Regions from separate parts of the Homo sapiens genome. Here region 1 is linked to region 2. Evidence: read pairs that join two places in POLR2A ChIA-PET (ENCODE). Cell type or tissue: Caco-2. All regions are shown on one strand. Each heading gives the region's core, and the rest is flanking DNA. Links, peaks and the distances in the headings are about the cores only. Region 1 holds the start of HOXC11 (homeobox C11). Region 2 overlaps KRT18 (keratin 18).

Evidence for each region. ChIA-PET counts read pairs that join two places held together with the same protein. Peaks named below come from ENCODE experiments on the same cell type or tissue, not always from the same donor. Only the 100,000 strongest peaks of a DNase experiment are listed, where the experiment ranks them.
Region 1: POLR2A ChIA-PET joins it to region 2 with 6 read pairs; 1 of 35 experiments calls an interaction of 5 or more read pairs at or near these places.

What each region holds. Positions count from the first base shown.
Region 1 is chr12:53,972,911-53,984,437 of GRCh38, reverse strand. HOXC11 (homeobox C11) reads right to left here and starts at 11,312. Exons shown (of 2, transcript NM_014212.4): 1 at 10,515-11,312; 2 at 6,795-9,257. The coding sequence starts at 11,196. The coding sequence ends at 9,025. It overlaps HOTAIR (HOX transcript antisense RNA), which reads left to right and starts at 9,484. Exons shown (of 7, transcript NR_186241.1): 1 at 9,484-9,540. It overlaps HOXC-AS3 (HOXC cluster antisense RNA 3), which reads left to right. Exons shown (of 3, transcript NR_047506.1): 3 at 284-487. RefSeq lists enhancers at 5,008-5,522, 9,012-9,161, 9,492-10,086. In Caco-2, for the core only: no CTCF peak of the experiment used is centred there; DNase peaks (open chromatin) are centred at 5,327, 5,897 and 9,721; H3K4me3 peaks cover 2,230 bases.
Region 2 is chr12:52,949,174-52,960,596 of GRCh38, reverse strand. It overlaps KRT18 (keratin 18), which reads right to left. Exons shown (of 7, transcript NM_000224.3): 1 at 11,007-11,423; 2 at 10,187-10,269; 3 at 9,691-9,847; 4 at 8,952-9,116; 5 at 8,741-8,866; 6 at 8,255-8,478; 7 at 7,691-7,875. The coding sequence starts at 11,423. The coding sequence ends at 7,755. It also overlaps a transcript of KRT8 not described here. Among named protein-coding and RNA genes, the nearest start is that of KRT18, 5.8 kb to the right of the region's middle. RefSeq lists cis regulatory regions at 8,381-8,414, 8,272-8,452, silencers at 10,436-10,450, 10,554-10,572, 10,796-10,819 and enhancers at 10,607-10,706, 10,308-10,962, 9,874-11,073, 10,897-11,423. In Caco-2, for the core only: no CTCF peak of the experiment used is centred there; DNase peaks (open chromatin) are centred at 6,196, 6,556, 7,003, 10,706 and 1 weaker place; H3K4me3 peaks cover 3,406 bases.

The DNA.
Region 1 (11,527 bases), core at 1,753-9,752, 1.0 Mb before region 2:
ATCTCCAGCCTCTAGGGTGGGCCAGGGAGGGGGTCACGGTCACTTCATGGCTGCTCGGAAAAGGAGGTTCCGAATGGACGCGGGGTAGGGGAAAGAGGAAGCCAGAGACCAGAGGCACCCGATCCCCGACCCGAGAGCTGTGGCCTGGGCCTGGCAGGGTGGGCGGCTCCTGGGTCACCATCTCAGGGGCCCACAAGGCTTTGGCCTTGGAGCCGGTTCTGCTGCTTTACTTCAGGCCCTGGCGGTCCTCGCTTTCCGCTTGACCTTGCCCCCGCTAAAACAGGGAATATTCCGGGAAAGAAAGAGGGAACCTGCGGAGCCTCGGTCAGTTTGGAGGAGTCACGTATCACACGGGAAACCAGCACACAAGACGCAACAAAACCCGACCCAGAGAAGCGTCCTTTACAGAGCGCACGGGCTGGGAGCATGTTTGAAAGAAGACAGACCAGTCTATTTTTGTGGTTGTTTTTAAATAAAAGGAAGAAATAAGGGGAACCGTATGTTTCAAACAGTTATTTCCGTTTCTCCATCGCCTTCTTCCAAAGCGAACTAAACTCTCCACCCCTTCCTCAGGAAACGGAATCTGGAGAACAACTTGTCTTTCCTGTCGCCCCACATTTTTCCTTGGACAGAGCCTAGGGTTCAGACTTTCCGAAGGGCTGGAGTTTGGCGGGGAAAGGACTGGAGCCCAGCGCCCTGGAGTGGAGGAGTGAGGAGGCTAGACCGTTTCTAAGGAGGCCCAAGCCCGCTGCGGCTAGAAGACCGCAGAAAGAAATCCGCCGAATTTCCCCATCCAGGGGTGGAGAGAGAAGACGCAGGGGTTCCTGAACCTCCGGAAAACTGGAAGGAAATGTGGAGTGTATGATTTGCTTGCAGGACCGGCCAGGGGAGATTTGAAATGGTTTTGTGTTTTCATATGCAGGGTCACCGTGGCCTCAGCATGGGGGTTATCCAGGGCAAGGTTAGGCTGTTTAGGCCCCAGACTTGGGACAGTCCGGGCAGCAGTCAATCCAGGGAGCCATTTGTCCCACCGCCCATCCCGCGGGAAACGGGCGAGACTTTATGGCCACTCTGTTTGTATTATCTGCATTAGTCTTTCCCCACCAGTTTGATCGAAACCGTTCCCTTTTACGAGGACCCAACGAAAATTTCCCGTCATATTTATCAGCCAGGGATAAAAATTTAGTATGGGAACTGATATTTCCTCATTTATGGGACGATGAAATTAAATACCAAAGCAATTGAGAATTATATGGCTTTGGGGGTTCCCTCCCCCCTCTTTCACGTCTCCTTTATTTTCCTGCCTGGTGTGCTTTTCCCAGGAATTTAGCGTCCCAGTTCCCTACCCTTACCCCCCACTTTGGAGTCTGGTGGGTCCTTTTCCCCACGGCCAAGTGGCCCTTGGCCACCTCAGCCTTTTCTTTTTTTTTTTCTCTGGGTGTTAGTAGCTGGGGGCCAGGACAGTGCTACCCGAGCCTCTGCCCAGGCCAGCCAGGACAGGCTGGGATCAGAGAAAGGTTTCCAGGGAAGAGCCGCAAAGGGTTTGAGCCCAGCCTGGGAGGGGGTGAAGGAGTCGGCAGGAAAGGGTGAAGGAGATAAACTTCAGACAAGCCCCAAGGCGTAGCCTGGGGAACCAGCAGACAGGGAGCAGACCCATCGGCCTCAGGGGTCCCACCACCCAACCTCTTTCCAAGCCCACCTCTCACCTTAGCCAAGGGAGAGGACAGAGTCGCTTCGGAATTATCGCCATCATTAATGAAAATAATACTCCAGGGAGGAGCCTCCCGCCTCGACTCCCACCTCCTCACAAGACAGAATAGTGTTTAAAGTTGAAATAATTAGAAGTATGATAAACACGGCCGATTAATGAAAAAAGAAATCAAATTCATCAGCCTAAGTGGGACCCCCGGTGGGACAAATGTTTGCCTCTAATTACGCAAGATAAACGAAAACCCGGTGCTGCTAAACTAGAGCCCGCTCGGACGCAGACCTGAATAACTTGTTGGGTTTTCACAGACTTTGAGATTCTGCTTCAGTGGAGGTAAAAGGAAGGAAAAAGTGAGTGTTTTATCCTGGCGAAGGGAGCATTTGTGCGGGCCTGGGTCCCAGCCCTGCCCCCTTGGGCTCGGTCTTTCCCGAGGCCACGAGCAAAGGCTGTTTCGGTCCTATTGTCCGGGCCTGGCGTTCAAAGGCATGCGGGCCGCCACAGCGACCCCGCCTGCCGCCACTGCCAGGCACCCACCGCCCTGCCCCACAGGGCCAAGATCCTTCAGCCTGTGCCCTTGGCAACTGGATTAGGATCCAGGGGAGGCCTGTGTTGCTAGAATCACCCACATATGGACTTTTATTAATCCATTTCCCCAACTTTCCGAGGGCGCTGAGACACCTATGCCTATGCCTACGTCTGGGGCTCCCCCCTCTTACCTCAACTTGGGAACATGAAAATCCAGGGGCTGCAAGCCACAGTGGGGCTCAAGCTGTGCATACGACCTGACAAATCCCACCCAGGGCCAATGCCCTGGCCCCTTTCTCCCTTCCCGGGTACCCAGATCCTGGAAAGGCAACAAGGACGGGGCTGGGCCTCCTTCTGTCTGTGGGGCTGTGAGCAATGCAGAGGAGGAGGGTTCAGGAGCTCTGTGAATACTCTGGGAGGATCCAGCGGGTTCCACAGGGCAGCCCAAGGGCTGGGGCGCTAGGGGTCCCCACGTGAAAGCAGAAGAAGGAAAATATGCTCAATGAACAAAAAAGGACCTTTGTTGCTTTCTTGGCTGTAGCCCTCAACACACCCCAGAAGCACCCTGGTTTCTCCAGCAAAAAATTGGAGTTTCCCCAACAGGTTAAGAAAGTCAACTGGGAAATTCTGAAGATGAAGTGAAAAAGGAAGAATGTCTTTCCCTTTTGGGTTAAATAATAAAATAAAAATAAAGTGTGTGTATTGAAATCTTTTTAAGCAAAGAGGAAACAGAATCACACCAGAGATTGCAGGTTTTTTCCTCTTGCTTTGGAGGCCGAGATAAATCCTTCCCTTCCCAAAACTTGAAGAAAAGATTCGCTTTTCTTCTTCACTAGCACCAGGCTCTGCCCCAGCTGAATTGGGAGCAGGGAAATTCCAGGCAAAATTCGGAATGCCCAGAGACCCAGAAAAGAAAAAGATTTTCAAACAGGTACTAGAGGGAGGTAGGAGGCTGAGGACACTTAGCAGGGCCTCTGGTCTACTGTGGACCTCACAGCCCCCCAGGCAGCTCGGCCAGCAGAATCTCTCACGTCTTGACATTGCACACACTTGCACACAGATGCTACGGAGTTCAGCATCTATACACGTGTCTAACTTGCACTTAAATATGTGTACACAGCCACAGATATTCACTTTTACCCAAAGTGCTGTCTAAGATCTCCGAATCCCGAATTCTAATAACCCGCGCCAGTCTGACTGCTTCCTGGCCCTGCCGAAGCTGGCCAGTTATTTAATTTTGTCCCCTGAATTGAAACCAGACCGAAGACACCTCGGAGAGAAGCTTTGGGAGGAGGGTGGGAGGATGTCTTAGGGGCAGGCCCTGCCCCCCACTTTAGTGGTTTGCTTCTAAGTTGCCCCCAGTAAGTCAGGTTTCTAGCTAGAGTCGGGGCTGTGGTTAGGCTGGCTTGCTCCGGAGAAAAACACCGAACCTTTCTTACCGGTTAAGTTCCTTTTCAAAGATCTCTGTTTGCCTTCCTTTCCTTTCTTATTTTTCTTTTTTTTTCTTCTCTTCTTTCTTTCCTTCTTGTTTCATCCTTCTCTTTTCTCTTTATTTGCTTCTTTCTGTTTTTCTTTTTCTTTTTTCTTCCTGTAATTTATTTTTTCCTACTTTTTCCAATCCTTTCTCTTTCTTGTCTTCCTTATTTCTCCCATTTCCTTGTTTCCTTCTTTCTTTATTATACAATTAATTCTTTGCTCTTTTCTCTCTCCAATTATTTCCTTCCCCCTGACTTTCTTTCCTAGCCTTTCTTATTTTTCTCTGGTGTGCTGGGCTTAGTGAGGGGGACAGCACCAGGCTCAGTCGCATGCCTCCCTAGCCCAGCTGCTAAGGCTTGGAGTTGACCTTCTCCCGCCTACAGCCTTAGCTCAGCTCCTCCTCACAAGGCGAAGTGTAGGGCTGCCAGTCATCAGCAGCCAGGCCCCAGCAGTCGCCATTAGAGGGAGGAAAAATAGGATTCTGGGGCACATCCACACTAGTGCTGATGGCTTCTTGAAGTGCTAGGATTCAGGGGTCATGTATTTTCACTTCCATCACCCCAAAGGAGGCTTGTCTACCAGGCCTACCTTTGGAGAAGTCTGTCCCATCTTTGTCCTGACCTCCGGAGCTGAAACATTAAAATGGCCCAAAGTTGAGCCCAGTTGGTGCTCCCAAGGCTGGAGTCAGGGGAAATGAGCGAGTGGGATTTTGTCAGTCCCAGGTTGAGGGGCAGGTCCAGGGGTCATCCGTGGGCAAGGCCATCTCCCACATGGCCGCCTTTGTTCTCTGCTCCTGGACTGCAGCCCTGCTGGGCCCTCTGTCTCCTTTGGTCCTGCAACCACTGCAACCTCTGGGCAGGAGTTTCCTGGTATTTTGGATTCTTTCTTCAAACCCATTGTCGACTTCACAGGCGGCAGGCAGGAAGGCAGGGCTATGTGTGCAGAGACCCTCCCAAATCAGCAGTCTGAGTCAAGGTTATGGGTCTTTGCTTTGTGCAGTGGGTTGGAGGGGTGCGGTGCAGAGAGATGTGTGTGTGTGTGTGTGTGTGTGTGTGTGTGTGTGTGTGTGTGTGGAGAGAGAGGGAGAGAGAGAGAGTAGTGCCTACAGGAGAACAAGAGGGTGTGATGGGGGAAGGTCTTGTCATGCTGATATTGTCCAAACTTTTAGAGTTTGTAAAGGTGCAAGAGCAGAGTGGACAGGACTCTGTCCAAAGAGGCTCCAAAGCTGAGTCCAAGATGGGCTTTAGGAAGGATTGACTCAGATCTTCAAGCCTTTTTGCCTTAGACAGAGAAAGGCAGCTCCATACACTCCCTTCCCTGCACTGCCACCCCTCAGAGCCCCTCTCTCCCCTGCCTTTCAAAGACCTGTGATTTCATCCTATGGCAAGACCAAAACTTACTTTTTTTTTTTTAAGGGATGGGGAATCTTGTAAAATTTTTATGCCAAACAAAGTTATAAAAACTTCCTGGGCGTTGCCTTTTCCAAAGGTTTATATGAATAATAAAGAGTGCAGTCGCGTGCACTGGTTCTGGCGGGCTCTCAGTAGGGAGGGGTTAGCAAACAGCATTATCCAACCCTGGGGCACCAGAAAACCCCAGTAGCTCCCCCCTTCAGGGAATACTGGCCCAGAAACAATTGCCCTACGGATTCCTGAGAGAGGCGGGGAAAGCGAAGGGGTGGTGCCCTTGACTCCCTTGAAGTTCAAAGTTCTTCTTTACTCTTAAGAGAAGAGCCCTTTCTGCTCTCAGCCCACTCGAGAAATTAGCCCAAGGTAGTTTCTCCCCTTCTGGTTGAGAACTGGCTCTAGGTATTCCCAACTCTGTTCACCTTTCAGACACCTGGTTTGCACCTTTTGCTCCCCCAGAACAGGGCTCCCCAATCTTTCCATCTGGGACAACTAGAGCCAGGGAGTTTTCTCTCAGAGGTGCTTGGCAGGGGTTTCGAGTCTTCTTACAAGGGGCCCTTGCATCGCCATTCCTCAGCCACCTAAGAGTCTAAGTGACAAAGAAACCCCAAACTCAAGGCTACTCCTAAACCCATTTCTCATTTCGAGTGCCCTTGATTCCTCCTGCACCCCAAAGCCCATGGTGGAAGGGGGAGGGGCCCAGAGTGCTCTCTCAGCCCACACCACTTAATACCCTTGTAAACTCCCACGTGCACTATAAACTTGGATTTTTACAACCAGCATTCCTCCTTAGCTCCGGGAAACTTTGAACTCGGCCTCAGGTTTATTTACTGGGGCGGGGGGGTGGGGTGGGCGCGGCGGGGAGGAAAGGGGCTGGGGTGCTGGGAGCTGAGAAAGGCTGGAGAAAAGAGGAAAAATGTGGGGCAACGGGCTGAGGAGGTGGGGGTCTGAGTGTGTTGGGAGAGCCAAGACCCTCCACTACAGGTTTGTTTACTATTTAGGGCGGAAGTGGTTTCTAATACAGGCCAGACTGGGTCGTTAAGGTCGAAATGAAACTGGGTTTAGAAACGTGAGGGGGTGCTTTATGGCAGCGTCTAGACGAGGATCTTTTGTTCCCGGGCAGTGCTGCGGCTAGAGGGGATTACCCCAAGAGGTTGAGCCCAGAGTGCCCCTGACCTGCAAGGGGGGTTGGACACCTTGGGAGACGGAAGGTGGGTTTGTTTGGGGGCCAAAAAACCCTTTTTCCTCCTTTTTAGAGGGTCACCAAGGACTGGCAGATTCCTGGCTTGGGTCACAGAAGCCTTTGTTTTTCTTTCATGATGACCTTCTCCTCTCATCCACCAGAACTCTCTTTTGGAGCTGAGGACATTTCTGGGCTCCACATTGCAGAGAAAGTGTTACCTGCGGGTTTTAAATATTTTTCTCCAAAATCAGGCATTTGGAGGCTAATATTTTGCTTTATAAATAGGTTCACCTTATAGAGTTTCCTCTATCCTAATTTCACAGGAAACATCACCAGCAGGCTAATATTTCCTAATGTGGCTAGTGGATAAACATCATACCTAGAGAAGTGTCACACACACATACACACACAAAAATGTACAGAGGCCCCTCAGTTGCATTCCTGCCCACACTCAACAAACACTGCCAATGGTTACACACCACAGAGACACAAGCTCTAGATGTGTATGTGGTCAGGTTTACTCCATGCAACAGACAAAAGCATATAAATAATATTCCTTCTTATGTGCACCCATAGGCACACCGAGTTAAATAAAACGTTTGTGTGTGGGCACATGAGGGAATTGTGGGCTGCATATACACCCTAGTTTGCAAATCTTGTCTCACGACCCGACCCACGTTTACAAATTAGAAATTTAGATACCTAAGCTGCAGGGATTCCTACCATCAAAAATGACAGAACCTAGATTTGATAGTCATGATGCTTTTTCCTTTCATCCAACAGAATTGTATTGACAAAAATATTTTCTTTGAATTATACAAAGACAGAAAGAGGAGGGAAAGATGAGATGAGTTGTCCTGAACCTCTGCCCCCAAATAACGAATTTGAAACAGAGACCAACGAAGTGCCCTCACTGAAAGCACTGCAAGGGCCATGATTATCTTTATACAGAAGAAACATGCAGCAAATATAGATGGGTATGGTGACTGTCCCCGCAGGTCATCTCCATCCCCAGTGCCAACCCCTACAAAACAAACCTCTGGGGCTTTCTACTGTGGGACACCCAATGTATAAACATCAGGGTGGCCCCAGTATAGGCGTCTTGTTGTGTCTGGAAGAGCCTGGCCATTTGTGCCAGAGGGAAAGCAGCCAGGCCCCACCTTCCCACCCCCAGGAGCTGTGGAGAGGAGAGGGAGGGGGCTGGTTTCTCCTTCTGTCCCCTCCTTCCTTAAAAACAGTGTATAAAAATTCCAATACAGATTTCTCCTAGAGAAAAAAAAAAAAAAGCCCTAACCTCCACACTACACATTTAACTGCGACAGACGGAGACATCTGGCAGAAGGGCGGTGGAGCCAAAAAAATTCCTATAAATTTAAATTCGATGATGGTTACAATTAACTCCACAACAAACGTGTACTTAAACAGAAAGCCGTTGCTGGGCGTTTGGACACAGCTCGAGCTGCACGTGAGAAAGGAGAGCTTCAGAGTAGCTATGGAATGTCCTCAGCTTGAGAATGTGAGGAGACTACGGCCATACTCTTGGCCCTGCCAGCGGAGAGGAGCTCCAGGCCGGCTAGCACCGGCCTATCTCACCTCTGCCTGCCTGTCCTCACCCGCTGGGCTCTGCCTGCCTGCCTCCTCCTCCTCCGCCGCTGCCATGGGAGCATGGAGGATTTTAAGAGGAGAGGGGTTAATAAAAGGGTCAAATAAAATCATAATATTGAACAGAATGAAATTTATCTTTATTTGCCACCAAAAAAATTTCACAGCAATCCCTCTGGGAAGGGAGCAGGGTGGGGAGTGCACATGTACACACGCACTCACGCAGAGGAGTAGAGATGCGTGATTTGAATCTCACTGGGGGCGTCCCCCCCTTTCCCTCCAGGTGGAAAGAAACGCTTGGGAAATTTATTTACAAAAATCCAGGCCCCAGCACGGGGGAGGTGCCCAATCCCATCTCCCTACTGCCTCCACCACCCCAATCTTCAATTTTCTTAAAAAAAAAAAAAAAAGAGGTAACGACTGCATAGACTATAGCTATAAATCCATGAAGTGGGGCACTGCTTGGAAAAAGATGTGGAAACCTCAATGCACCGATTAAGAAATTTCAAAGGAAGGTTCTACACATTCAGGGGGAGAACAACTAGGCTCGGGCGGGGCCTTGGCGAAGACGGAGGTAGGACACGGACTTTGCACACCTAACACCAGGTTGAAGGTACAGAAATTTCACAGCAAGGCAGGATCACATTTAGCTGCAAGGTGGGGCGGGGTAGAGGGGGGAGCTCGAGAAGTTTCCGCTGGCAGACATGCTGTCTTAGCGGATCTTTTCACATGGGCAAGGGAAGGCTTTTAGTTCGAGGATTGTTCGGCTCAGGCGCTCACTACTGTCGCCCCTCCCCCACCTAATCCGAGCAGCAAGACATTGTCGCCGAGGTGTGTTTTCTTTTAAATCAAAGTCTTGGCCTCGGCGCCAACGGTGTTCACTCGCCGTGCATCAGACACTTCCCTTCACCCCCTTTCCAGGCCCGGTCCCTGTCCCACAGCGAGAGTCAGATAGAGGGTCCAGGAGGTTCCGGAATGGAGTGCCGGCCACAGCGGTGGGGGCCAGCCCTGGCCACAGTCCAGTTTTCCACCGGCGGAAAGAAGACGAGTTAGAAAATAAAAAATAAAAATAAAATAAAATAATTTTCCCCTCCCCCCGCCCCCAAAAGGGCCCGGTCTGCAGGTTACAGCAGAGGATTTCCCGAGAAATACTGCAGCCGGTCTCTGCTCAGTTTCTTTTCTTTCATCCTTCTGTTCTGAAACCAAATTTTCACTTGTCGGTCCGTCAGGTTCAGCATCCGGGACAGCTGCAGCCGCTTCTCTTTGTTGATATACACGTTGAAGAAAAACTCTCGCTCCAGTTCCCGGATCTGGAATTTCGAATAAGGGCAGCGCTTCTTGCGGGTGCGGGGGGCGTCTGGAGGGAGGGGAGGGGGCAAGTGCGAGGAGAGGGGGGAGAGAGACACGTGAGACCCGGGCGACCCCAGCCCGCTGAGCGCTCAGCGGCCCTTCTCCTAGCCCACCGCGGGCAGCCCTCCCGCCAGGCGGCTGGCTCTCCTGCAGCCGCAGCACCCGGGCAAGCCTCGACCCCCTGCCAGGTCTAGCGGGTCCCCACCCCCCCGCCACTGCGCCACCCCGTCCCCAGTTCTCAGGCGAGAGCCGCGGCTGACAGGGTCTGGGACAGAAGGAAAGCCCTCCAGGTACACGTGCGTCCCCTCGGGCCCCCTGTCTGCTCCCCCTCCGCCCTCGGGCCCTTCCTGGGCCGCCCTCCTAGTGGTTCGGAAAGCCCAACCCCTCCCCCAGAAATCTGGGGGGAAAGCTGAGAACAGGCGCGAAGCAGTGAAATCTGGCGAGAGCAGTCGGGAGGCGGGGAGGAAGCCGGCCAGCAGGCACCGAGACACCAGAGAGCCGCTTCCGGGGCCCTGGCGCCCCGGGAAGCCCGCGGGGCAGCGCCTTCCACACCGCAGTTCTAGGCAAGCACTAAGGCCGCGGACCCGGGAGAAACGCCCAGACCCCCGCCTGGAACGCAGTGGAGTCCTGCGCCGCCTCGCCCCATTCCCCTGTCGCCGCTGACCCCAGAGTTGCTTGGGTTTCTGCTCGAGGACCCGCGAACACATAGTTTGAACATTTTCAAAACTAGTTTTAAGAAGGATCATAGCGGTCCTGGCTTGCCTCTCCGGTCTCAGGTTCTGCTCCATTGCTCCTCTCCCCCACCTCTCCCCCTCTCTGGATCTCTCCCTGTCTTTCCCTCGCCCTCCCCTTTCTCCCCCTCCACCCCTCCCCTCCTCCCCACTCCTCGGCAGCCCGGCTCCCCATACTTCCTTAAATGCTCCTCTAAGTTCACGATCAAAGTTAATATCGCCCGCAATGGTTGCGCTTTTAAAAATTTCACAGACCGAGGGAGATAACGGGGGAGGGGGGTTCACCCGGCTTTTCCAAAGAGCCCTTTTCCCTCCCTCCCCACCCCTTCTCCATCGTAAAAAGTCGAGTCGTTGGGAGAGAGGGCTTTGTAGGTTATAATAAAATCCTTTGAATGCTTATAAAACTCCACATAAAATCGGACTGACCCAAAACACGAGGCCGTCCCCGCTCCCCTTGCCTCCCCCCTTCTCTCGCCCTCCCTCTCTCGCTCCCTCCCTCGCTGCCCGCCCGTTCCCCGGCCGCTGCTACCTACTGGGGGCGGCTCCTTTGGCCGGCTCCTTGGCCACGGAGTGGGCTGAACCGGACGAGCTGGGATTTGTGTTCTCCTCCTCAGCCTCCGCCTCGGCACCCGCCTCAGCCCGGGACGCCAGTCCCGAGGCCGGGGGTGCCTCGGGCTCCCCCTTGGCCTCGCCCTTGCCGGAGCAGGGGGGCTCGGCGGGCGGGTCGCCGCCACCGCAGTAGGCGTTGTCGAAGAAACGGTCGAAGGCTTGAGGCAGGACGCTGTTCTTGTTGACTGAGGAGTAGAAGCCGGCGGGGGTTGCGTGCGGGGCGCTGGGGTGGTGGTGGCCGCCGTAGGAGCCTTCGTTTTTCATGAGGATCTCGGTGACGGTGGAAGGAGGCAGGCACTCCCGGTGCATAAGCTCGTCGGCCGCCGCATAGCAGGAGGAGTAGCTGTTCCGATGGTGCCACTTGCCGGATGGCTCCAGGCCGTAGGAGACCTCCCGGACCGGGGGCACTTGGGCCGAGTAGGGATAGGAGATCTGACGAGAGGGGGCCTGGGGCAGGAAGGAGGAGACCGTGGAGAACTCGGGCATGTAGTAAGTGCAACTGGGCAGATAGAGGTTGGAGGCGCAGCTCCCTCGCTCGCCGAAATCTGCGCCCCTCTCCTTGCGCGACGGAGAGCAGAAGTTGCCCAGGTTGACCGAGTTAAACATCGTTCTCCTCTCCTGCCGGCTCCGGATGGAGGTTTTGGACCCGGTCTAGCGAGGGGGGAAAATTTGGGAAGGCGAGATGACGCGTTATCCGTCTTAGTCTCTCTCTCTCTGAGCACGTGATCCAAAGTAGATATTGTCATATATCAGTTCGGAGCACTTCGCAGACGTAGGAGGGGTTCTCTCTTAGGTAAGATCGGGGACGTTCAGGCGATTGGTTTGCAAACACCGCAGAAACATTATGAAAATCAATTGCAGATTTGTATTCGTTTTTCTCTCGTCACTCCCCTTCTCTCCATACCACAGCACGAGCAAAGGAGGAGAGAGAGGGTTG
Region 2 (11,423 bases), core at 3,413-11,412:
TACACCCAGGACCCATCCTCGCTGCTGATCCCCAAGATATGCCAGGCTAGGTCCCTCATCTCCTTCAGTCTTGGCCCAATGTCACTTCCTGCCCAGGCTGCCCTACTTAAAACTGCAATCTGCTGGCCAGGCGTGGTGGCTCACGCCTATAATCCCAGCACTTTGGGAGGCTGAGGCAGGTGGATCACCTGAGGTTGGGATTTTGACACCAGCCTGATCAACATGGAGAAACCCCCATCTCTACTAAAAATACAAAATTAGCCTGGCATGGTGGCGCATGCCTGTAATCCCAGCTACTCGGGAGGCTGAGACATGAGAATCTCTTGAACCCGGGAGGCGGAGGTTGCAGTGAGCTGAGATTGAGCCATCGCACTCCAGCCTGGGCAACAAGAATGAAACTCCATCTCAAAAGAAAAACAAAAACAAAAAATCCTGCAATCTGCTGCCCCCTTCCTATGGTAGGCTGAATAATGGTCCCCTCCCATCCCAAGATGTCCATATCCTAACCGCCCCTCTTTGCCTGTGAGTTTCCTTACACAGCAACAGGGACCTTGCCATGTAAATCAAAGATCTTAAGTTGGGGAGATTATGCTCATTGTCTGGGTAAATCTAATGTCATCAAAGGATCCTTATAAGAAGGAGGCAGAAGGGTCAGAGAAAGGAGATGTGAGGATAATGGAAGCAGAAGTCAGGAGAGAGGGAAGTGGGGAGAGATTTGAAGATGCTGGCTTTAAAGATGGCAGATGGGACCAAGTCAAGGAATGCAGGTGACCTCTAGAAGCTGGAAAAGTCAAGGAAACCAGTTCCACCTACAACCTGTAGAAGGAAAATAGCTCTGCAGAAGCCCTGATAGGGCTTCTGATATACCAAACGGTAAGATAACAAACTGTAAGATAACGTGTACATTGTTTTTGTTGTTGTTGTTGTTGTTGTTGTTGTTTTTTGAGTCTCGCTCTGTCGCCCAGGCTGGGGTGCAGTGGTGCAATCTCCGCTCACTGCAAGCTCCGCCTCCCAGGTTCACTCCATTCTCCTGCCTCAGCCTCCTGAGTAGCTGGGACTACAGGCGCCCGCCACCACGCCCGGCTAATTTTTTTGTATTTTTAGTAGAGATGGGGTTTCACTGTGTTAGACAGGATGGTCTCGATCTCCTGACCTTGTGATCCTCCCACCTCAGCCTCCCAAAGTGCTGGGATTACAGGCGTGAGCCACCATGCCGATAACATGTATATTGTTTTAAGTCGCTAAGTTTATGGTAATTTGTTAGAGCAGTAATAGGAAACTAATATACTCCTACCCCACCAACTGCTGAGTCCTCATACCTTGCTCTATCTTTTCCCATAACACATACTCTTTCTAACATACTCTGTAATTTACTTGCTAAATTATCGTTTATTATGTCTCCATCTGCTAGAATTTAAACTCCACAAGAACAGGGATTTTTTTGGTCTGTTTTATTCACCACTGTATTCTCTGGACTTAGAACAGGTCTTAGTACACAGTAGGTGCTCAATAAATACTTATCGAATGACTGATTGAAAGAATATGGTGGAGCCAGGCATGGTGCCTCTACTAAAAATACAAAAAATTAGCCAGGCGTAGTGTGCACCTGCAATCCCAGTTACTTGGGAGGCTGAGGCATGAGAATTGGGAGGTGGAGGTTGCAGTGAGCTGAGATCGTGCTATTGTACTCCAGCCTGGGTGACAGAGCAAGACTTGTCTCAAAAAAAAAAAAAAAAAAAAAAAAAAGAAAGAAAAAAGAAATAAAAAAGAGTGGAACAAAGACAGCAGCAACATTTCCTTCCCTGGAATTCTGTAGATTCCTGTACCATTGAAAAGTTAACAATCGGCCGGGCGTGGTGGCTCACGCCTGTAATCCCAGCACTTTGGGAGGCCGAGGCGGGCGGATCACGGTGTCAGGAGATCGAGACCATCCTGGCTAACACAGTGAAGCCCCATCTCTACTAAAAATACAAAAAAATTAGCCGGGCATGGTAGCGGGCGCCTGTAGTCACAGCTACTTGGGAGGCTGAGGCAGGAGACTGGCGTGAACTTGGGAGGCGGAGCTTGCAGTGAGCCGAGATCGCGCCACTGCACTCCAGCCTGGGCGAGAGCGAGACTCCGTCTCAAAAAAAAAAAAAAAAAAAAAAAAAAAAAAAAAGGAAAGTTAACAATCCTTCCCTGCTTTCTTTGTAATTAGTAATAAGTAATTCAGAAGGTATAAAAGGACACACAATGTAAAGTAGTCTTCCTTCCCCCTTGTTTCCCCCCTACCAATTTCTCTCCCCGGAGGCAATCACGAATTCCAATTTCCTGTCTCCTTGTAGAGATGTTTGCATGTACAAGGGTATATACATATGAGTTGCTTTTTTCCCTCAAATGGCACTATATGCCATTCTGTATCTTCCAGTACCATTTATTAATTTTATCATCTGGGTTGGGTTGCACTTTGATAGAGAATGGATAAAATAGGACTGATATAATATGGAACAGATGACTCCATGTTATAACCTTGGGATTGATAATTTTAACCTTTGGTGCTTGGGGGACAAAATAGGCTGCCCCTCAGTCATCTTCCCATGCTGGGGAATGAGTAGGATTGTTCCAGAGGCCTCGGGATTTTCCAGCAGTGCGCTGTTTAAAATAGGCACAGCCAGCCTGGCACAGTGGCTCACACCTGTAATCTCAGCACTTTGGGAGGCCGAGGCGAGCGGATCATGAGGTCAGGAGTTCAAGACCAGCATGACCAACATGGTGAAACCCTGTCCCTACTAAAAATACAAAAATTAGCCAGGCGTGGTGGCGTGCACCTGTAATCCCAGCTACTTGGGAGGCTGAGGCAGGAGAATCACTTGAACCCAGGAGGCGGAGGTTGCAGTGAGCCAAGATCGCACCACTGCATTCCAGCCTGGGTGACAGAGTCTCATAAATAAATAAATAAATAAATAAATCTGACACAACCATAACCTGAATCAGGAAGGAATGTCATGCTGCAAACCCCAGGTACAGCTTGGGTCTGGCCCCCAACCTTGCCTGCCTATTGGAGTCACCTAGGGAGCTTTTCAAACATTTGCCCTGAGTCCTGCCCTCCAAACACCTGAATCAGAATCTCTGGTGCTGGGACCCAGGCCTCAGTATTGTTTGTAAAGCTTCCCGGGGATTCTATTGTGCAGCCCGCACAGTTAAGTTATAGCACACAGAGGAAAGACCTGCGGACTGGGAACCTGGAGATGTGGTTCCTGCTTTAAGCTTCCAGCTCTGTGACCTCAGACAAGTTGCATGATGCCTGTGGACCTCAGTATCCAACTCTCAGAGCCAGAGCCAATAATACCCACAGCCTTGCATACCTCACAGGATTGTAATGAGGATCAAATGCATAAGCACCCTGGGAACTGTGAGACATTGTCTAATGGGAGGGCTAATCGTATCAGGTGCATCGTCTTGGATTACTCTGATCAGCTTGACTCAGCTGCAAGTACTGCTCAGGCTCCCCAGGGACTTCCTGTTTTACCTTCAGTCAGCTGCGCATCCTATAACGTTGGCTGGTGTCTGTTTTTTGCAAAAACAAAGCTACTAAAGATCAAGATGGCCAGGCACGGTGGCTCACACCTATAATCCGAGTACTTTGGGAGGCCGAGGCAGGTGGATCACGAGGTCAGGAGTTCAAGGCCAGCCTGATCAACATGGTGAAAACCCCGTCTCTACTAAAAGATACAAAAAATTAGCTGGGCATGGTGGAGGGTGCCTGTAATCCCAGATACTCAGTAGGCTGAGGCAGGAGAATCGCTTGAACCTGGGAGGCAGAGGTTGGAGTGAGCCAAGATCGTGCCATTGCACTCCAGCCTGAGCGACAGGGTGAGACTCTGTCAAAAAAAAAAAAAAAAGAAAAGAAAAAGCTTTTAGGCTGGGCGTGGTTGCTCATGCCTGTAATCCCAGTACTTTGGGAGGCCAAGGCTGGTGGATTGCCTGAGCTCAGTTCGAGGCCAGCCTTGGCAACACGGTGAAACCCTGTCTCTACTAAAATACTAAAAATTAGCTGGGCATGGTGGCATGCACCTGTAGTCCCAGCTACTCGGGAGGCTGAGCCAGGAGAATTACTTGAACCCAGGAGGGAGAGGTTGCAGTGAGCTGAGATCATAGCACTGTACTCCAGCCTGGGCGACAGAGTGAGATTCTGTCTCAAAAAAAAAAAAAAAAAAAAAAAGATCAAGACATCCATTACTTAAAGACCTAGGTTAGGTTAATTAATTTGTACTCCACGCAGTAGAGTACTAAGCAGCTACTCAAATGAATGGGGCAGGTCTATGTATACTGATTCAGAAAGGTGTCCAAGATGTATTTTCATTTATTTTTATTTTTTGAGACAGAGTCTTGCTCTGTTGCCCAGGCTGGAATGCAGTGGTGGAATCTCGGCTCACTGCAAGCTCCGCCTTCCAGGTTCATTCCATTCTCCTGCTTCAGCCTCCAGAGTAGCTGGGACTACAGGTGCCCGCCACCATGCCCAGCTAATTTTTTTTGCATTTTTAGTAGAGATGGGGTTCCACTGTGTTAGCCAGGATAGTCTCGATCTCCTGATCTCGTGATCTGTCCGCCTCAGCCTCCCAAAGTGCTGGGATTACAGGCATGAGCCACCATGCCCAGCCCCGAGACGTATTGTTAAATGAAGAAAGTAGAATTTAAGAAATCAAAGCCAAGCATGGTGGCTCACGCCTGTAATCCCAGCACTTTGGGAGGCCGAGGCAGGTGGATCACAAGGTCAGGAGTTCGAGACCAGCCTGATCAACATGGTGAAACCCTGTCTCTACTAAAAATACAACAATTAGCCAGGCGTGGTGGTGGGTGCCTGTAATCCCAGCTACTCAGTAGGCTGAGGCAGGAGAATCGCTTGAACCCGGGAAGCAGAGGTGGCAGTGAGCCGTGATGGTGCCACTGCACTCCAGCCTGGGCGACAGAGTGAGACTCTGTCTCAATTAAAAAAAAATAAAAAAAGAAATCAAGATGCAGAGCTGGATAATTTTACATATATAAAACATAATGAAATGTGCTTGTATATGTCTAATTTTAAAAGGTATTTAACAGTGGTTACTTCTAGGGAGTGGAGAGGGGAGATTTTATTTTATTTAGTTTTATTTATTTATTTATTTGAGATGGAGTCTTGTTCTGTCACCCAGGCTGAAGTACAGTGGCGCGATCTTCACTCACTGCAACCTCTGCCTGCTGGGTTCAAGCAAATCTCCTGCCTCAGCCTCCCAAGTAGCTGGGACTACAGGTGTATGCCACTACGCATGGCTATTTTTTTTTTTTTTTTTTTTGAGACAGAGTCTTGCTCTGTTGCCAGGCTGGAGTGCAGTGGCTCGATCTCGTCTCACTGCAACCTCCAACTCCTTGGTTCAAGCGATTCTCCTGCCTCAGTCTCCCAAGTAGATAGGATTACAATCATGCGCCATCACGCCTGGCTAATTTTGTATTTTTAGTAGAGACAGAGTTTCTCCACTCCCAACCTCAGATGATCCACCCACCTTGGCCTCCCAAAGTGCTGGGATTACAGGCATGAGCCACCATGCCCAGCAAGATTTTAAATTTTATTTCATATATATGTGTGTGTGTGTGTATGTGTGTATGTATATATATATATATATGTATGTATATATGTATATATATACATACACACATATACACACACATATATGCACATATGTATATACACATATACACATATATACACATATACTCATATATACACATATACTCATATATACATATATACACACATATATACATACACACACATATATATATTATATATATATATTTTTTTGAGACAGAGTTTCGCTCTTGTTGCCCAGGCTGGAGTGCAATGGCATGATCTCGGCTTATTGCAACCTCCACCTCCTGGGTTCAAGCGATTCTCCTGCCTCAACTTCCCAAGTAGCTGGGATTATAGGCATGTGCCACCACACCCAGCTAATTTTGTATTTTTAGTAGAGACAGGGTTTCACCATGTTGGCCAGGCTGGTCTCGAACTCCTGACCTCAAGTTATCCGCCCGCCTTGGCCTCCCAAAGTGCTGGGATAACAGGCATGAGCCACCACACCCAGCTGCCTGGCTAATTTTTTGTACTTTTAATAGAGACAGAGTTTCACCATGTTAGCCAGGATGGCCTCAATCTCCTGACATTGTGATCTGCCCGCCTCGGCCTCCCAAATTGCTGGGATTACAGGCGTGAGCCACTGTGCCCGGCCAGCTTTTTTTTGTGAAACAGAGTCACACTCTGTTACCTAGGCTGAAATGCAGTGGCATGATCACAGCTTACTGCAACCTTTACTTCCTGGACTCAAGCAATCCTTCCACCTCAGCCTCCTGATTAAGTGGGACTACAGGTACATGTCACCATGCCTGGCTAATTTTTAAATTAAAAAAATTTTTTTTGCCTTAACCCAACATTTTAAAAATTAACCTAGGCCGGGCGTGGTGACTCACACCTGTAATCCAGCATTTTGGGAGGCCGAGGCGGGCGGATCACGAGGTCAGGAGTTCGAGACCAGCCTGGCCAACAAGGTGACACCCCGTCTCTACTAAAAATACAAAAATTAGCCAGGCATGGTGGCGGGCCCCTGAAATCCCAGCTACTCAGGAGGCTGAGGCAGAAGAATCCCTCGAACCCAGGAGGCAGTTGCAGTGAGCCCGGATCGCGCCACTGCACTCCAGCCTGGGTGACAGAGCAAGACTCTGCCTCAAAAAAAAAAAAAAAAAAAAAAAAAATTAACCTAACCTAGGTCTTTGAGTGATGGGTGCCTTGATCTTTAGTAGTTTTGTTTTGGCAAAACTGCTGCAACGAATATCTACATGTAATCATGTTGGGTTAGGGCATTTTCACACAAGTATGAAAACAGCCAAGGAAGACACAAAGTGGCATCCAATCACTCCAAAGGGTACAAGCGGGAGGATCACTTGAGGCCAGGAGTTCCAGACCAGCCTGGGCAATATAGTGAAATCCCAACTCTATGAAAAATTCAAAAATTAGCCGGGTGTGGTGGCACTGCTGGGATTACGGATGTGAGCCACTGTGCCCAGCCTCGGTTAGTTTTAAGATGCCCATCCTTACCTATACGGGTGCTTACTCAGGGGCACCTCTTTCCTAGATGGGAACTTCCATGATCATTTACTCAACTTCTAGCCAGACCTCTAGCACCCTAAAAATCATATCTCCGTTGAGTGAATGAACAGAGTTGAGGGCACCATAGGTTTGGAGGATGAGTATGGCCTGGGGTTGGAGGAAAAAACTGTGGGTGGGAAGCCCTGGGCAGTGGGCCAAGGGCATAAAGCAGCAGGGTAGGGGAGGGCCAGATGTGTCTCCCTGTCTCCTCTGTCCTCTGTCTTTGGCCTAATTTCCTCCTCTGGTTCAGATTTCTGCTAATGATCAGTCAGGGACCTTTTGAACACCAGATCGCTTCAAGGCAAAGATTCCACAATTCCCTTGTAGGGATCCCCACAGCCTGTGACCCATCACATCTACTGCTCCCTCCTCTGTCTCTCAGAAGTGTTTCCAAGAATACAGATCCCTCTTCCTTCTACACCCCAATCTATATGAAACCCTCAGGGGTCAGAGGTGGTTTCTGCTGGATCAGGGATGGGACTGTTGGGTTAGGGCATTTGTGCACAATGAAAACAGCCAAAAGAAGACAAAGTGACATCCAATGAACTCTGAACTTTTTATTGGCCTCCTGCTCCCCAAAGGGTACCCTGCTTCTGCTGGCTTAATGCCTCAGAACTTTGGTGTCATTGGTCTCAGACACCACTTTGCCATCCACTATCCGGCGGGTGGTGGTCTTTTGGATGGTTTGCATGGAGTTGCTGCTGTCCAAGGCATCACCAAGACTGTAACAGAAGACCAAGCCCAAGTTATAAACAGCCCCGTGGAGTAGAAGGGAGACAAGAAAGGTAGAGGGAAAAAGCCTCCTGACCTCTACCTTTATCTCCAAATCACCCTCAGCCTCTTCCTCCAGAAAAGGGAAACTCAAGGCCAAACTTCATTTGCATACTAAGTACAGCTAGGGACAATACTTAGTTTGCTTTCTTCAAGGGGGAGACCTCTGTAACTGTTACTCCCTTGAAGACACAGGAGCACCCACGGAGCAACGGCCCAGTGCTCAGTGGATACCAGTGAACAGACACATGGGGTGCTTCCAAAAGCTCAGACTTTGGGGAGAAGTGATCTCCTGATCCCAGCACGTGTGGGTAGGAGAGCCCCACTCACTTAAAGTCCTCGCCATCTTCCAGCAGGCGGCGGTAGGTGGCGATCTCAGCCTCCAGCTTGACCTTGATGTTCAGCAGGGCCTCATACTCCTGGGCCTGGCGCTGTCCCTCTGCCCGGGTCTGTGCCAGCTCTGACTCAAGGTGCAGCAGGATCCCGTTGAGCTGCTCCATCTGTAGGGCGTAGCGGGCCTCCACCTCCCTCAGGCTGTTCTCCAAGCTGGCCTTCTGCAGGGGCACAGAGAGGAGGGGCAGGGTGAGCCCAGAGTCCCAGGACTGCTCATCCCTTCACTTTTGGAAACTTTTTTGGGCACCTGCTATGTGCCAAGTACTGGGATAAGGGATAGGAGTGGAGGGAAATGCAAAGAGGAAACTGACTCTTTCTGAGCTAAAGGAACTCATGATATGAGGGATAGGATTTGGGTTGAGACAGGGTTGGGTCTGAGGCCAAGTGAAGGAGGAGCTGGGCAGGTGATGTGAAGGCACTCACCAGATTTCTCATGGAGTCCAGGTCGATCTCCAAGGACTGGACTGTACGTCTCAGCTCTGTGAGCGTCGTCTCAGCAGCTCCAACCTCAGCAGACTGTGTGGTGACCACTGTGGTGCTCTCCTCAATCTGCAGGATGGGGACAGTCCATCAGGCCCCTCATTCCGTCTGCCTCCCTCCCACACCTTGGCAGCCATCCCCTCCCCTCACGCACCTGCTGAGACCAGTACTTGTCTAGCTCCTCTCGGTTCTTCCGAGCCAGCTCGTCATATTGGGCCCGGATGTCTGCCATGATCTTGGCGAGGTCCTGAGATTTGGGGGCATCTACCTCCACGGTCAACCCAGAGCTGGCAATCTGGGCTTGTAGGCCTTTTACTTCCTAAAGGTGACAGGGGCAAAAGTGAGGAGGGTTCAGGGTCAGAGCTCCAACAAGGCCTTTCTTCTGTGATTGCCTCTTCTAGGAGGCCTACAGTTGGAGAAGAGACAGGAGGAACCCCTTGGCTTGCACTCAGGGCAATGCCAGTTCTGGCCTTTCTACTCCAGTGGGTAGAAATGCCACCCACTCACTGATGGTTTCTCTGTAACTTCACCCTGTTCCTTTATCCACCCTCCCCTTCACAAACCTGCTCCTTCTACCATCTTTTAGGAAGCGCTGCCAACTCCATCTGCTGTCATTCCTTTATCACCCCCAGCTCCTAGTGTTAGCTGCTTCTACTTCTGTTCTCATCTCATTTTCTAACCCATATCATTTTGACCTGTAATTCAGGTGAGCCAGGGTGTACTCGACCCCCTGAGAATGCTCTTCATCAGAACGGTCTTATTTAAGAAGAGCCCAGGCTGCTATTTCTAAACGTCTTAGCAAGGCTACTTGCAGTTGGTTTGTCTTGTCTATTCTCCGACCCAGACTTCTCTTGGCCCCTCAATCCCTGGCCTGGCCAGTGGCCCCTGCTTGCCTCTTCGTGGTTCTTCTTCATGAAGAGCAGCTCCTCCTTGAGAGCCTCGATCTCTGTCTCCAGCTGCAGTCGTGTGATATTGGTGTCATCAATGACCTTGCGGAGCCCATGGATGTCGTTCTCCACAGACTGGCGCATGGCCAGCTCTGTCTCATACCTATAGGAGTGGAGGTGATCAGAGGGGCCCCTATCTCTGATCCAGAACCTTCTCAACTCATGCCACCTACTAAGAGAAGTTCTGTGCCCATTGCAAACCAGCAACTTGAGTCAGCAATTAGGTGGTAATCCCCTGAGCACCATTCTTGGCACTTGGAGGACAGTATTCTTAAACGGGGTTATACAAATGAACAGTTAAATGAATACACTGATGGACCCTGACTCTCATCCACCCACACCTAACAGGATCCCACTGTGAGCCCCTAACTGACCCAGCCTGGGGAGCAGATCCTTCTTAGCTCCACCCCTGGACCCCCAGCTCTCTAGCCCCCAAACTTACTTGACTCTAAAGTCATCAGCAGCAAGACGGGCATTGTCAATCTGCAGAACGATGCGGGCATTGTCCACAGTATTTGCGAAGATCTGGAGGGATTGTAGAGAGAGGTTGTTCCATGAATAGAAAGCCAGGGATGGGTGGGGTGAGTGTGTAAAAAGTGTTATGTATCCTAGTGAAAACTTCCTGGTCCCAGGAATAGCCAGAGGCTCTCCCTGGACACCTATCCCTTTTCATCTAGCCCCACCCCATTCCCTCCTTTCCTGGATTCCCAGATCCCAGCACTCTGCCCCTCTTGGGAAGCCTCAGCAGGCTGGCTAGCTGGCTGGCCTGCCTGCCCAGAAGTGAGTCGCTACTAACAAGTCCTCTTCCTGGCCCTCTCCTGGCATTTTTTCCCTAGTGCACCTGGTCACTCTGGGCCCCCTACACCCTGGATTGGCTCCTCCCAAAGGAAGGCCTCTTGTTTACTCCTAGATGACTCAGCCTTAGCCACATCCGCTTAACCCTCCAATAGTCCCCATTCCGCCAGAGCCAGTGTCTCCTCCTCTTTACAGGCCTTTCCTTACCTCCCTCCATGCTGTCCACTTCCTCTGTAAAGCTCTCAACCCTGTCCCCTTCCCCCTCTCTCCTGGGAAAGAGCCCTCCCATGCCTAGCTGCTGCTCTTAGGGACCCTGTGGCTAGGTGCGCGGATGGAAATCCAGGTATGCCCAACCCCCTCCCGGTGGAGTAGGGGTTGGGTGGTTATGGAATGACGGAAAGAGGCAAAGGAGTGTATAATTGGAGGGTCAGACAAGGCTGGGAGTTGAGGTCCCTCCTACCCCTTACCTGAGCCCTCAGGTCCTCGATGATCTTGAAGTAATGGCTCCAGTCTCTGACCTGGGGTCCCTTCTTCTCCAAGTGCTCCCGGATTTTGCTCTCCAGCCTCCGGTTCTCGGTCTCCAGGCTCCTCACTCTGTCCAGGTAAGAGGCCAGGCGGTCGTTCAGGCTTTGCATGGTCTCCTTCTCGTTCTGGATGCCTCCCATTCCTGCCAGACCCCCGGCTATCCCGGTGGCCAGGCCCCCGGACCCCATGCCGCCCCTGAAGCTGGTGGAGCGGGACACGGAGATCCGGGAACCAGAGCCCCCAGCGCCTGCATAGACGCTGGCCGCGCTGCTGACCGGCCGGGCGCCGTAGCTGGGCGCCTGGACAGAGCCCAGGGACCGGTAGTTGGTGGAGAAGGTGGAGCGAGTGGTGAAGCTCAT